Regions from separate parts of the Homo sapiens genome. Here region 1 is linked to region 2. The links are chromatin contacts, found by Hi-C or POLR2A ChIA-PET in ENCODE. All regions are on one chromosome and are shown on one strand. Each heading gives the region's core, a stretch centred on a gene start or an enhancer-like site at or near the end of the contact. The rest is flanking DNA. Distances are from core to core; before and after follow the strand shown.

Region 1 (6,200 bases), core at 3,008-5,507, 310 kb after region 2:
ATAAAATACATATTTAATAAAATGAAAATATGTAAAAATATAAACTCTTTAAGGATATCAGTAGTTTCAGGGGCTTGGCCTTTCACAACTGGGCAAGTCTCACAAATTTAATTTGTTTGTTAACAAACAAATTTAATAAAATCAAACACTATATAGTTATGTTATATTTTTATTATTTTGAGATAAGGTTTCACTCTTTTCCCAGGCTGGAGTGCAGTGGTGCGATCATGGCTGACTGCAGCCTCCACCTCCCAGGCACAAATGATCCTCCCACCTTGGCCTCCCAAATAGCTGGGACTACAGGTGTGTGCCACTATGCCTGGTTAACTTTTAAATTTTTTGTAAAGATTGGGTATCACTATGTTGCCCAGGCTGGTCTCAAACTTCCGGGCTCAAATGACCCTCCTGCCAAAGAAGCCTCCCAAAGTGCTAGGATTACAGCAACTGCACCTGGCCTTATGTTATTATTAAAAGGAATCCACTATGAACATGATTTTTTGCCCATTTGGCTCACTTAGGAAGCATTTTTAAAGTCTTGATGCCTGCAACCACTCCAGAACAATTAAATTGGAACCTCTGGGGGTCTGGCATCCAGGAATCCAGACTGTTTAAGGCTCTCCGGGTGCTGGCAGTGTGCACAGCCAGGGTTGAGAATCAGAAGCAGTACATTTGCAGCCTATCAGGTCTGTACCTGAATATGTGGAGTGAGTAGAATGTGTGGAGTGAGCAGAATGTGTGGAGTGAGTGTGGGGCAATTGTGTGGGTAAGTACACAGATACTCTGTCACATACAGTGGCCTGATGGCTTAAAACAAAACAAACGGCCAGGTGCGGTGGCTCACGCCTGTAATCCCAACACTTTGGGAGCCCGAGGCGGGTGGATCACGAGGTCAGGAGATCGAGACCATCCTGGCTAACACGGTGAAACCATGTCTCTACTAAAAATACAAAAAATTAGCCGGGCATGGTGGCGGGTGCCCGTAGTCCCAGCTACTAGGGAGGCTGAGGCAGGAGAATGGCATGAACCCGGGAGGCGGAGCTTGCAATGAGCCGAGATCGTGCCACTGCACTCCAGCCTGGGCGACAGAGCGAGACACGGTCTCAAAAAACAAACAAACAAACAAACAAACTATTCAAACCCTTGCTTTGATGGCAGTTATTATTTGTTTTGTTGTTTGGTTTTGAACATTGATAATCTTGCTAGTGGTAACCTTTGTAACTCGAAGCATCAGTATCAGCCAAGATTGCATGCATTCAGAGACAAGTGAGAGACCAGCCATCAAATGAGGAATCAACAAATCATGGCCTACTTTTCTCATGTAACAAGAAGTTCAAAAGTGGAGAGACCAGGCTACAGCAAGGAAGAACCAAGCTCCTTCTCTCTAAGCAGCCATCCTCAGTATGAGGCTTTCATTCTCTAGGCTGTGAGATGGGTGCCGAGCCTCTCGGCATCAGTCTATGTTGAAGGAAGGAAGCCTTTGTCCTTATGAGCAGGCTGTGCCTTTTTGGTAGGAAGGGAAGCTCTGCCTTCACCTCCCTCCCGCCCATCAGGTACTTCTGCTTACGTATCTTTGGTCAGAATTCTGTCACATGGCTACCCCTAGCTACAAGGTAAGGTAAGCTGGAATTTTTTTTTTTTTTTTTTTTTTTTTTTAGCAATTCTTTTCCCAGTCTTTCTAGAGGAAGGCAAGGCAGAAGGGGTTTGGGATGGACGCTGAATGAACCAAACTATAGTTTTTTTCACATTTGAGGGCAATGAAATCATAGTCTTGAAAACCAAGGACCAGGCGATAGCCTTTTCACCCTGTGACTAGACAGGTCCCTGAGGGCACGGCTGATGTGGCCAATCTTCTGTAAATGCAAAGGTGCTTATGGCCCTAGAGCTTCAGCTCTAAGACATGAAAGTGAAGGTTCCTCCAGAATCACACACGTGCATTATTCAGCGCAAAGATCTGTGGTTTGGTGATTCTTCTTCTCCTTTCATAAGGTGAGAGGCAGCAGTTGGGGTGAATTTCCCCAGGAATGGTGGGAGATGTGGGCCTAGATCCTCCCGCTGCTTGGGAAGAGTCGTACTTTTCAGTTGGAAGCCTGCTCCAGGAATGGCGGGCTCCACCCTCTGCATGTGACGTACAGGGGCTGGTAACTGATGGAGCCTGAACATATATCTGGGTGTGAGGGATAAGCTTCGAACGCCACTTAAGTGTAGGTGGGAGCCAAAAGGTCACCCTGCCAATACATGATTACATGTCCTGTTGAGGAGAAAATACACAGGGACTATTTTCACCCTTCTGGAAATTGTGATTAGAAAATGCAAGGAGAAGGCCAAGACACTAAACTGGAGCTGGTAGGGAGGAAGCCTCAGCCCTGCTCAGGGTGCCTGGACAGTCCCCACCAGGGCCCAGCTAGGAAATGCCAGCCTTGTCCTTGGTCTTCGTCCCTAATGGCTCCCGGCGGGTGAGGGAACTGCCTGGGGATTCCCCATCGTTGAAGCGCTCTGTGAGTGACCCCCTCCTAAGCCCCTCCAGTAGGGGATTTCCCAGAATGTTCCCACGCCCCCAGGAAGCCTCTTCCTTAGCCACCCCCAAGCTGCTTGCGGTTCATGGTAGAGGTAGGTGGCATCAAATGACCCCACAGGTGAGGGATTTGCCTGAGGTGGGAAAAGAGGGAAGATAAAATTGGAAAGCCACCGGGGCTGAGGAATTATCTCATAGGAGAGAACTGTCAAACAGTATAACGTTTAAACAGACTTTAAAGGCAAGAAAGGATGGAGGGCACAGACTCTGAAGCCAGAGTGCCTCAATTCAAGTACCGGTGCTGCAACTTCCAAGCTGCGTGATCTTGAGCCAGTGACTTAACTTCTCTGTTCCTCTGTTTTTCCTCTTCTGTAAAACGGAGATAATATTTTCTACCACACAAGTTTGTTGAAAATATCAAATGTAATGATAACCATAAAATACTTAAAAGAGTGATTGGCACACGGAAGTATTCAATAAATGTTAGTTATTGGCCAGGCATGGATGATTCACGCCTGAAATCCCAGAACTTTGGGAGGCTGAGGCAGGCGGATCACTTGCGGTCAGAAGTTCAAAACCAGCCTGGCCAACATGGTGAAACCCCGTCTCTACTAGAAATACAAAAAGTTAGCCAAGTGTATTGGCGGGCACCTGTAACCCCAGCTACCCAGAAGGCTGAGGTGGGGAGAATTGCTTGAACCAGGGAGGCAGAGGTTGCGGTGAGCTGAGATTGCACCACTGCACTCCCAGTCTGGGCAACAGAGAGAGACTCTGTCTCAAAAATTAAATAAACAAATAAATGATAGTTAAGTTAACCTAGGCTATTTTTTTAAAAAAATTTTGGTTTCTATCCACCTTTTTCGTATAAATTGAGCCAGGTTACACCTTAGACCTATTAGATCAGAATCAGGCATCAGGATTGCTAAAGCTCCCCAGGGGACCCCAGTGTGTGGATGAGGTTGAGAATCATTGTTTTGGTCCAGTCTTTCCATTTTAAAGTGAGGCAACTGGAGCTGAATAGGGAAATCGAGTCACTGAGGATCACCCAGCCAGGACCAGGGCCCAAGTTCCTATTCCCATTTACCGCTGATGGAGCTCACCGTGGTCATGAGTTCAGGACCTGGCTCTGTGTCTGGAGGAAGGTCTGGCCTCGAGTCAGCCCTTGTCCAGAATATCTGGCCAGGTGACCCCCTCTCCATGCAGCCCAGGAGGCAGATGGTCAGCTCTATGATTGGAAGAATGTGAGTGACTCAGGGATCTTGTGTTGTGTTGTGTTGTGTGTGGGTCACCAAAACCGAGACCCAGCTTTCTCCTGGGAGACAACAGGGTAGCCAAGGACTTATTTTTTTGTTTTGTTTTGTTTTGTTTTTTGAGACAGAGTCTTGCTGGGTTGCCCAGGCTGAACTACAATGGTAAAATCTTGGCTCACTGCAACTTCTGCCTCCCAGGTTCAAGTGATTCTCCTGCCTCAGCCTCCGGAGTTGCTGGGACTACAGGCATGCGCCACCACGCCCGGCTAATTTTTGTATTTTTTGTAGAGACAGGGCTTCACCATGCTGGCCAGGCTGGTCTTGAATTCCTGACCTCAAGTGATCTGCCCACCTCAGCCTCCCAAAGTGCTGGGATTACAGGCGTGAGCCACAGCACCTGGCCAACTTTCTAGTGTTCTCGGGAGACCTTTGCCCACTCAAGTCTCCAGTCTCTCGGGGGAAGCAGTCAGTGTGAGAGAAGGAACACAGGGCCCCGAGCCAAGCCCTGCTCTGCGCCTCCCTCGCGGGCAATGAGTCTTTGCATCAAACACTCAAAGTTTCTGAACTTCTGAGAAAACAAGTGCCTTGAGGTGAATCCTATAGCACAGCTGTCACCAGCCTGTGGTCATTTTGGAGGGTATGTGGCATAGGTTTGTCCCAGGGTCTCAGTTGTCCTCATCTGTAGAGTGGGGATAATAACAGCTGACCTTCCCTATCCCACACAGAGCGTTATTGTGAGGAGTCTGATGGACCTGGATGAATTCTGAATAGGAGAAAGATGGGTACATGGATGCCCAAATGCAGGCTCACCCCCACCCCTCTCAGTAGCAGAAGACATGCATATGGGAGAAGCTGCATTTCCTCCCAGCCTCACTGTGCTCTAGGTGTCCAGCCCTCATTGTTAGGGGATGTCACTGTTGTACCTCTGGATAAACAGCTGCTCTCATGCCACCTTTGCCAGTTGTCCCTTCAGCTGGGCGAGCCCTTTCCAGGGCATGACTGCCCCAAGGAGGGCCAGAGGGGACTGGGCAATAGCAGGGACATGGAGGGACGAGGCCCCAGATCAGCCACTTCCTCCTGCAAGGGAAGTCAAACCCTTTCTCTCATAAGTGTCAGGCTGGCTGCACGGTCCCTGGGCTGGCAGGGCAGGTTTCTTGGGGGCCCTAGCAGGAAGCACTCTTGCTTCCCAAGGTAAAGACAAGTTTCTTATCACTGGCGGTGGTTTTCTGGTTAGAGGCAGCAGGCAGCGGTTACAAACTTTGCCTAGAGCTCTGGGATCTGCAAGCCAGGGAGGGGGAGGCAGACGACAGAGCTAGAGTGAGCTCAGCAGAGCTTGCTTAGGGAGGAAGGACCCGCTGTCACTTCCCGAAAGCTGGGCCAGCCTCTAGGCGGGGAGAAGGTCAGAGTGGCCCTCCCTTCTGCCTCGGGGTTTGCCCAGGCTCTTCAGAGCACAGAATTTACAGTAAATGTTGTCACCAGTGGAAACTCTCAGAGGGGGCGAAGAAAAGGGCTAGAGGAAGGAGCCAGGACTCCCGGCCCCCAGTTCCCGTCTTACCAACACCCCCTAGTCTCATCGTGTTGCTTGATCTTACCTTTCGGTAAAGAGGGGATGCCCTCCTTCTGGGATGTGCCAGGAAATACCCAAATGGTAAAATGAATGAGCCGGCCACACCTTGCAGAAGGCAGGGCTGTGACTCCATCATCGTGGCTCTTGATAACTCCTCTGCCCCGTTTTAGAGGGGCTTCCTTTGTACTGACCTTGGCACACTTTCTAGCTCAGAGCCCCATTCAAGAAATGCCAGGTTGAGGCTGAGCATGCTTGTGTCTGTCCTTCACAGATGATGGAACCTGGCTTGATGAGCAAGGCCATGTTGGTATATGCTTCTCTGCCATTTAGAAAGACCCCCCCCAGGATGTGGGGTTTAAGATGATTGACAGTATAACCGATTAACCTCATTAGCCTACAGCTCATGCACCTGATGGATTCGTTAGGGCAAATTTTATTTTATTATTTTATTTTATTTTTTGAGAGAGGACCTCACTCCATCAGTGAGGCTGGAGTGCAGTGGCATGATCATGGCTCACTGCAGCCTCCAACCCCTGGTGCTCCATAGCTAATTTTCTTTTATTTTTATTATTGTAGATACTGGGTCTCAATAATGTTGCACAGGCTGGTCTTAAACTCCTGGGCTCTCAGGAGGTAGAGGTTGCAGTGAGCTGAGATCGCACCATTGTACTCCAGCCTGGGAGACAGAGCAAGACTGTCTCAAAAAAAAAAACCCAAAAAACCAAAAAACTGCTGGGCTCAAGCGATCCTCTCACCTCGGCCTCCCAAAGTGCTGGGATTATAGGTGTGAGCCACTGCACCCAGCCTATTTAGGGCAAATTTTAAATGTCAAGTTATCTTACATCTGCTCACCACCCACCCTATTTTTGAG
Region 2 (6,376 bases), core at 1,963-4,462:
AGCATGTTATGGGTGCCCTTAAGAAAGGGGGCCACTGAGGCTGGGCACGGTGGCTCACACTTGTAATCCCAGCACTTTCGGAGGCCGAGGCAGGTGGATGGCTTAAGTCTAGGAGTTCAAGACCACCCTGGGCAACATGGTGAAACCCCGTCTCTACAAAACATTTACATATTTGCTGGGCATGGTGACACGTGCCTGTAGTCCTGGCTACTTGGGAGGCTGTCATGGGAGCATTGCTTGAGCCCGGGAGGTTGAGGCTGCAGTGAGTTGAGATCGTGCCACTGCACCTAGCCTGGGTGACAGAGCAAGACCTTGTCTCAAAAAAATAAAAGAAAGGGGGCCACTGAGGCTGGGCACGGTGGCTCATGCCTGTAATCCTAGCACTTGGGGAGGCTGAGGTGAGCAGATCACCTGAGGTCGGGAGTTCGAGACCAGCCTGACCAACATGGTGAAACCCTGTCTCTACTAAAATATACAAAAAATTAGCCAGGTGTGGTGGCATTTGCCTGTAATCCCAGCTACTCAGGAGGCTGAGGCAGGAGAATCGCTTGAACCCAGGAGGTGGAGGTTGCAGTGAGCTGAGATTGTGCCATTGCACTCCAGCCTGGGCAACAAGAGTGAAACTCCGTCTCAAAAAAATAAAAAAAGAAAAGAAAAGAAAAGAAAGGGGGCTACTGAACTCAGCCTGAAGTGGGGCAGCGGTCAGCAAAGTCTTGTGAATGAATGGTGAGTTACCAGGAAAAAGGGTGAAGAACAGTATTCCAGGCAGCAGCTGCACGTGTAAAAAGCATGGAGTGGTGAGAGCAGAGTGGCTCAGCCTGGGCTGAGGATGAGGAAGCCGGTGCTGTGACTACAGAGGAAGCCAGAAAGAAAGCAGGGGACAGACCACGAGGACTTTGCATGTCATACTAGTTTGTTTCTTATCATTAAAGCCATGGATCCCTCCTCCCTAAATGAATAATCCCACCTTTTTCCCTTTGTTCCCACAGTCCTGGGAGGAGGAGTAGCTGTTTCCTGCAGTTGCTGCCTCAGTGATACCTCAGTGTTCTCTTTGTCATTTCACTTTCCAAGTTGAAGTTAACAATTCTTTTTTGTTTTGGACCTAGTAAACAATTCTTTATCTTAAATTGACCCTGTTACAATGTGTTACAATAGCTGGTGTGATTTCAGTTCCCCGTCTGGACCTTGACTGAGAAAGGGCCCTTGAGAGGTTTTTGTTTTTGTTTTTGAGACAGTTTCACTCTTGTTGCCAGGCTGGAGTGCAATGGCACAATCTTGGCTCACTGCAACCTCCGCCTCCCGGATTCAAGCGATTCTCCTGCCTCAGCCTCCCGAGTAGCTGGGATTACAGGCATGCACCACCACGCTCGGATAATTTTTGTATTTTTAGTAGAGACGGAATTTCTCCATGTTGGTCAGGCTGGTCTCAATCTCCTGACCTCATGATCTGCCCGCCTCAGCCTCCCAAAGTGCTGGGATTACAGGCGTGAGCTATCGCTCCTGGCTGAGAGATTTTTAAGTAAGAGGAGGCGTGCCGTCAGATTTACATTTTAGAAAGTTGTCTCTAGGGGCAATGGTGGAGAACAACGACTAGAAGCAAGGAGCCCACTGAGGCCGTGGTTCCCGTGTTACAGGGGAGATACAGCGGCAGCCAGAATGCAGAGGTGGAAGGTAGATGGGAAGGAGGGGATACAGTCAAGAGATACTAAGGAAATAGAATTAACAGAAGAGGGAGATCAAGAGATTTGCTTATGCTTCTGGGTTTGCAGGACATGCCATTTACTGGGGCACAGAATATAGAAGAATTAGGTGTGTGTCAAGAAGATCCATCATTCTGTTTTGTACACGTTAAGTCTAAGAACCACCAGGTGGAAATGGAGGCAGCTGTGTATGCAGATGTGTGGGCAGAAGAGCCAGGCAGATGGATTCGGAACTCAGCAGGGTATGGCTGTGGTTGAGGTCATGCAGAGAGCATGGTGGGTGGGGGCACTGACGGCAGAATCTCCTAGAACCCCAACATTTAGGAGATGAGCTGAGAAACAGGAACCCTAGATTATCTGGAAGAGAAGCTTGGGAACTACGAAAGTGTTCAGAGGGAGGATCAGGCAGGGCACTTGTCAGAACAACTGCAGTCTGGGTACTCAAAGGAAGGAAACTTCTCAAAGGTGTGTGTTTCAGGCATGCAGATACATATGCATTTTTAAAGTCATTCCTTCTCTTAAGTTTGGAATATTGAGGAAAAACTCTTTCACATCAACCCTGGTGCCACCAGGCGACCTGGCCCAACCCTTCACTGTTGTCCAAGTGCGTCAGGAGAAGCCACCTGGCCGGAAGGAGCCAGGTGGAGCAGAGGGCAGCCAGTCTTATAGTCAATAGTCAGTGATAAGGCCAGATGTGTGGCAATATCAAATAATCAAGAACTGGCGTCATCCCCAGACAGCATGCTTAACTGTCTTCAGTGAGGAGACAAGGAAGGGGTGGAGGGGTGTCTCAGATGCCTGGGAGGGGAAATGGGAGGGAGCTCGCATTTGTGGAGTGGGCCAGGCCCTGTGCTAGGCTCTTTCCATGTTATCTCCACTAACCCTCCCAACAGCCATGCCTGTTTCAAAGATAAGACAGATGGGGCTCCAAGAGGTTAAATAATGTGCCTCAGGTAGTAACTGAGTGACCTAGGATTTGAACCTGGAAGGCCAAAGGCCATGCTGTCTCAAGGGAGCCCTTGGTCACCAGTTCAGTCAATCTCCCTGGTGAAGGTCCGTGTGCTGTAAGTTTGGGCATGGATACAAACCTTCCCATTGAAGCTTGATATGAGTGATGGCTCAGCGCCCAATCAGCAGCCAGATTAGGTGTTCTCCATGAGTGGTTTGGTGCTAGCACTTGCTTCCAAACCACACTTCCTGTTCATCTTTCACACCTATTGTCTCACTGCTGGGTTTCTTGCCAAATGCCTCCCTTGCCACTCCCAGTATGGGGGCAGAGTGACTAGGGAACAGCTTACAATGAGGAGTCTGTCAGACCTCCTTACTTTGCAGACGTCCTAAACACCTGATGAGCAACCACCAACTACTGAGGAGAGCCAATTTGCACCCAATTTTTGAGACCCTAAAAGACACTCTTTGAGCCTGATTACAGGTCAAATACTGGTAATAGCTAAAGGGTGGCTTTCTGTGTGCTGAGCCTTGAATTGTCTGCCTAACATGCATTGTTTCATATAATTCTTAAAATAACCCCATGAGGTGAGTGCGATTATTACACCCATTTTGCCTACAAGGAAGCAGGCTGAGAGAAAAGTGTCTACACCCAGTAAGCACCAGGAATGTCTGAATCAAAGGCAGGGAGAGGTGCCTGCCAAGCCCCGCACTTCCTTTCTCTCCCTTCCCCTAAGGCCTTTGGCTTAGATACGCTGATCCTTGAGAAATCCCTCCTCTCTCTTCCTTCCTTCCTTCCTTCCTTCCTTCCTTCCTTCCTTCCTTTCTTTTTTCTTCCTTTCTCTCGCTCTCTCTCTTCTTCTTTCTTTTTTTTTCTGGAGTCTCGCTCTGTTTCCCAGGCGTGATCTTGGCTCACTGCAACCTCCACCTCCAGGGTTCCAGCAATTCTCTTGCCTCAGCCTCCTTAGTGGCTGAGACTATAGGAGTGCGCCACCACGCCCAGCGAAGTTTTGTATTTTTAGTAGACATGGGGTTTCACCATGTTGGCTAGTATGGTCTTGATCTCTTGAGCTTGTGATCCACCTGCCTCAGACTCCCAAAGTGCTGGAATTACAGACACGAGCCACCGCGCCCGGCCTATTCAGGAGCTTTTACCCCATAAATCTTCTTACACATAGAAAAATAAAAAGTTCTGTCCCTTGTTACAGGTATTTTATATTATCAGTGGCGCCAATAAGGTGGGTGCATGTGTGTGCACACATGCGTGTATATGGGTGTGTGTGCACACCTGCATGTATATGGGTGTGTGTGCACACATGCATGTATGTGTCTGTGTGTGTGCATACACATATGTGGGGGTGGAGTAGGAATCAGGCAAATCAACCTCATAGACCTGTTCCCTGTTTCTGGGGTCATATATGGCTACAGTGACTATGTTTCTGAACCACAGGCCAGGCCACATGTCCTGGCCATTGCAATGGTTGTTGAGGGGATATTACAACAGTGAAACTGATACCTGCCCATGAGATACAGAGGCTGTTGGCTAACAGTTCAGCAGATACACTGTAGCGTGCTTTGGAGACATTCTAAAGGCCTCTGAGAGAGACAATGTCTTGCCAAGAGTTGAGGCCTGAAACTTGACAGCTGCCCACAGCCCATTTAAGGGTTAGTGTTACTCGACACAATTTTAAAGACATTGTCATGGAGGATCTGATATTCTCAGAACATTCAAGAGAAATGTTATAGCCTAAAACCAGAGGGGAAATCTGAAACCATATCTTCTTTTAGGGGCTACTATAGAATTCATTAAATTAATAATTAAATCTATGTATGTACATACAAAATGTTATGGACAACTGAGCCAGCCCTACACACACACAAGATGTCAGAAAGATTACCTCTGGCCGGGCACGGTGGCTCACACCTGTAATCCCAGCACTTTGGGAGGCCAAGCTGGGTGGAACATCTGAGGTCAGGAGTTCGAGACCAGCCTGGTAAACATGGTAAAACCCTGTCTCTACTAAAAATACAAAAATTAGCTGGGCGTGGTGACTCCCGCCTGTAGTCCCAGCTACTCGGGAGGCTGAGGCACTAGAATCGCTTGAACCCAGGAGGCAGAGGTTGCAGTGAGCTGAGATCACACCACTGCACACCAGCCTGGGCAACAGAGTGAGACTTGGTCTAAAAAAAAAGAAAAGAAAAGAAAGAAAAAGAAAAAGAAAAGATTACCTCTGTTAAAAATACTCAGGCAGTAGAGATAGCAGCCAATTTTGGGTTTGCATGACATTAATTCAACAAGCATGTATTACTTCCTACCTATTAGCTCCCAGATACTTGGTACCACGCCCAAAGAAGACTGGGCCTGGGATTGCAGTGACAGTAGGGTGGCAGATGTGTGGGGGATAAGTATGATATGGTGTAGGGAGGGTTATAATACTGATGAGTGCAATGTGCTACAGAATCCAGAAGATGAAGAATTCTTGGGAGGGGTGGTGGTATTAGTTTCCTACTACTATGTAATAAATTACTACAATTTAGCAGCTTAAAGCAACAACAATGTATTATCTCACAGTTTCCATGTGTCAGGGGTACAGGTATGGCTGAACCAAGTCCTCTGCTCAGGGTCTCACAAGCTGACAATCAAGGTGTCTGCCGGGTTGCATTTCTTTCTGGAGGTTGAGGTCCTCTTCCAGGCTCACGTGATTGTTGGCAGAATTTAGTTTCTTGCATCTGTATGATTGAGGCCTTTGTTGTCTTGGCAGCTGTCACCAGGGGCCACTCTTATCAACTAGAGGCTTCCCTCAAGTCTTTGTCACATGGCCCACTTCACACATCCTCTCATAAGGTGGCAGCTTTCTTCTTCAAGACTAGCAGGAAATTCTCTTTGACTTCAGGGAGGATCCTAGTCCCTTTTTGTTTTCAGGGTTTTATTATTTATTTATTTTGAGATAGAGTTTTGCTCTTGTTGCCCAGGCTGGAGTGCAATGGTATGATCTTGGCTTGCTCCAATCTCTACCTCCTGGGTTCAAGTGATTCTCCCATGTCAGTCTCCTGAGTAGCTGAGATTACAGGCATGTACCACCATGCCCAGCTAATTTTGTATTTTTAGTAGAGATGGGGTTTTACCATGTTGGCCAGGCTGGTCTCAAACTCCTGACCTGAGGTGATCCACCTGCCTCGGCCTCCCAAAGTGCTGGGATTACAGGCATGAGCCAGCGTGCCTGGCTATTTATTTATTTTTGAGACAGGGTTTCACTCTGTCACCCAGACTGGAGTGCAGTGATGCGATCACAGCTCACTGCAGCCTCGAACTCCTGGGCTTAGGCCATCCTCCCGCTCAGCCTCCCAAGTAGCTGGGACTACAGGCATATGCCACCATGCCTGGCTAATTAAAACAATTTTTTCTTTGTAGAGATGGGGGTCTTCCTATGCTGCCTCAGCTGTTCTACAACCCCTGGGCTCAAGAGGTCCTCTTGCCTCCCAAAGTGCTGGGTTATAGGCATAAGCCATCATGCCTGGCCCCTAGTCCCTTTTTGAAGGTCTCCCCTAATTAGGACAGACCTAGCCAGACTAAACTCCCTTTTGATTAACCCAAAATCAGCTGATTAGGGACCTTAATTACATCTGCAAAATCCTTTTTACCATAATCAAGAGAGTGACATCCCATCATATTCACAAATGCTGCCAACACTCAAGGAGAGGGGATTATGTAAGATGTGTATACCAGG

Evidence for each region. Hi-C counts contacts between places; a loop is a spot of excess contacts on that map. ChIA-PET counts read pairs that join two places held with the same protein, here RNA polymerase II (POLR2A). Pooled maps may share reads with other maps.
Region 1: a pooled map shows a loop between it and region 2 (5-fold over the local background). The contact joins two enhancer-like sites. A Hi-C loop is called at or near these places in 1 of 168 maps with a recorded cell type or tissue (naive thymus-derived CD4-positive, alpha-beta T cell), 1 of 37 single-sample maps with no recorded cell type and 11 of 50 pooled maps. POLR2A ChIA-PET finds 5 or more read pairs at or near these places in 3 of 52 experiments (CD4-positive, alpha-beta T cell, H1 and PC-9).

Annotation. Positions count from the first base shown.
Region 1 is chr14:75,537,799-75,543,998 of GRCh38, forward strand. The region is part of intron 2 of BATF (basic leucine zipper ATF-like transcription factor); the gene reads left to right. Among named protein-coding and RNA genes, the nearest start is that of BATF, 18 kb to the left of the region's middle. RefSeq lists a silencer at 842-1,056 and enhancers at 1,287-1,336, 1,407-1,466, 1,757-1,806. Within about 2 kb of position 4,258, at least 24 of the 41 ENCODE cell types and tissues checked have a DNase peak (open chromatin) inside an H3K27ac peak, as active enhancers do; they include CD4-positive, alpha-beta T cell and PC-9, where a contact is called at or near this core.
Region 2 is chr14:75,227,384-75,233,759 of GRCh38, forward strand. No RefSeq gene overlaps it. Among named protein-coding and RNA genes, the nearest start is that of FOS, 48 kb to the right of the region's middle. RefSeq lists a cis regulatory region at 2,360-2,915. Within about 2 kb of position 3,213, at least 20 of the 41 ENCODE cell types and tissues checked have a DNase peak (open chromatin) inside an H3K27ac peak, as active enhancers do; they include CD4-positive, alpha-beta T cell and PC-9, where a contact is called at or near this core.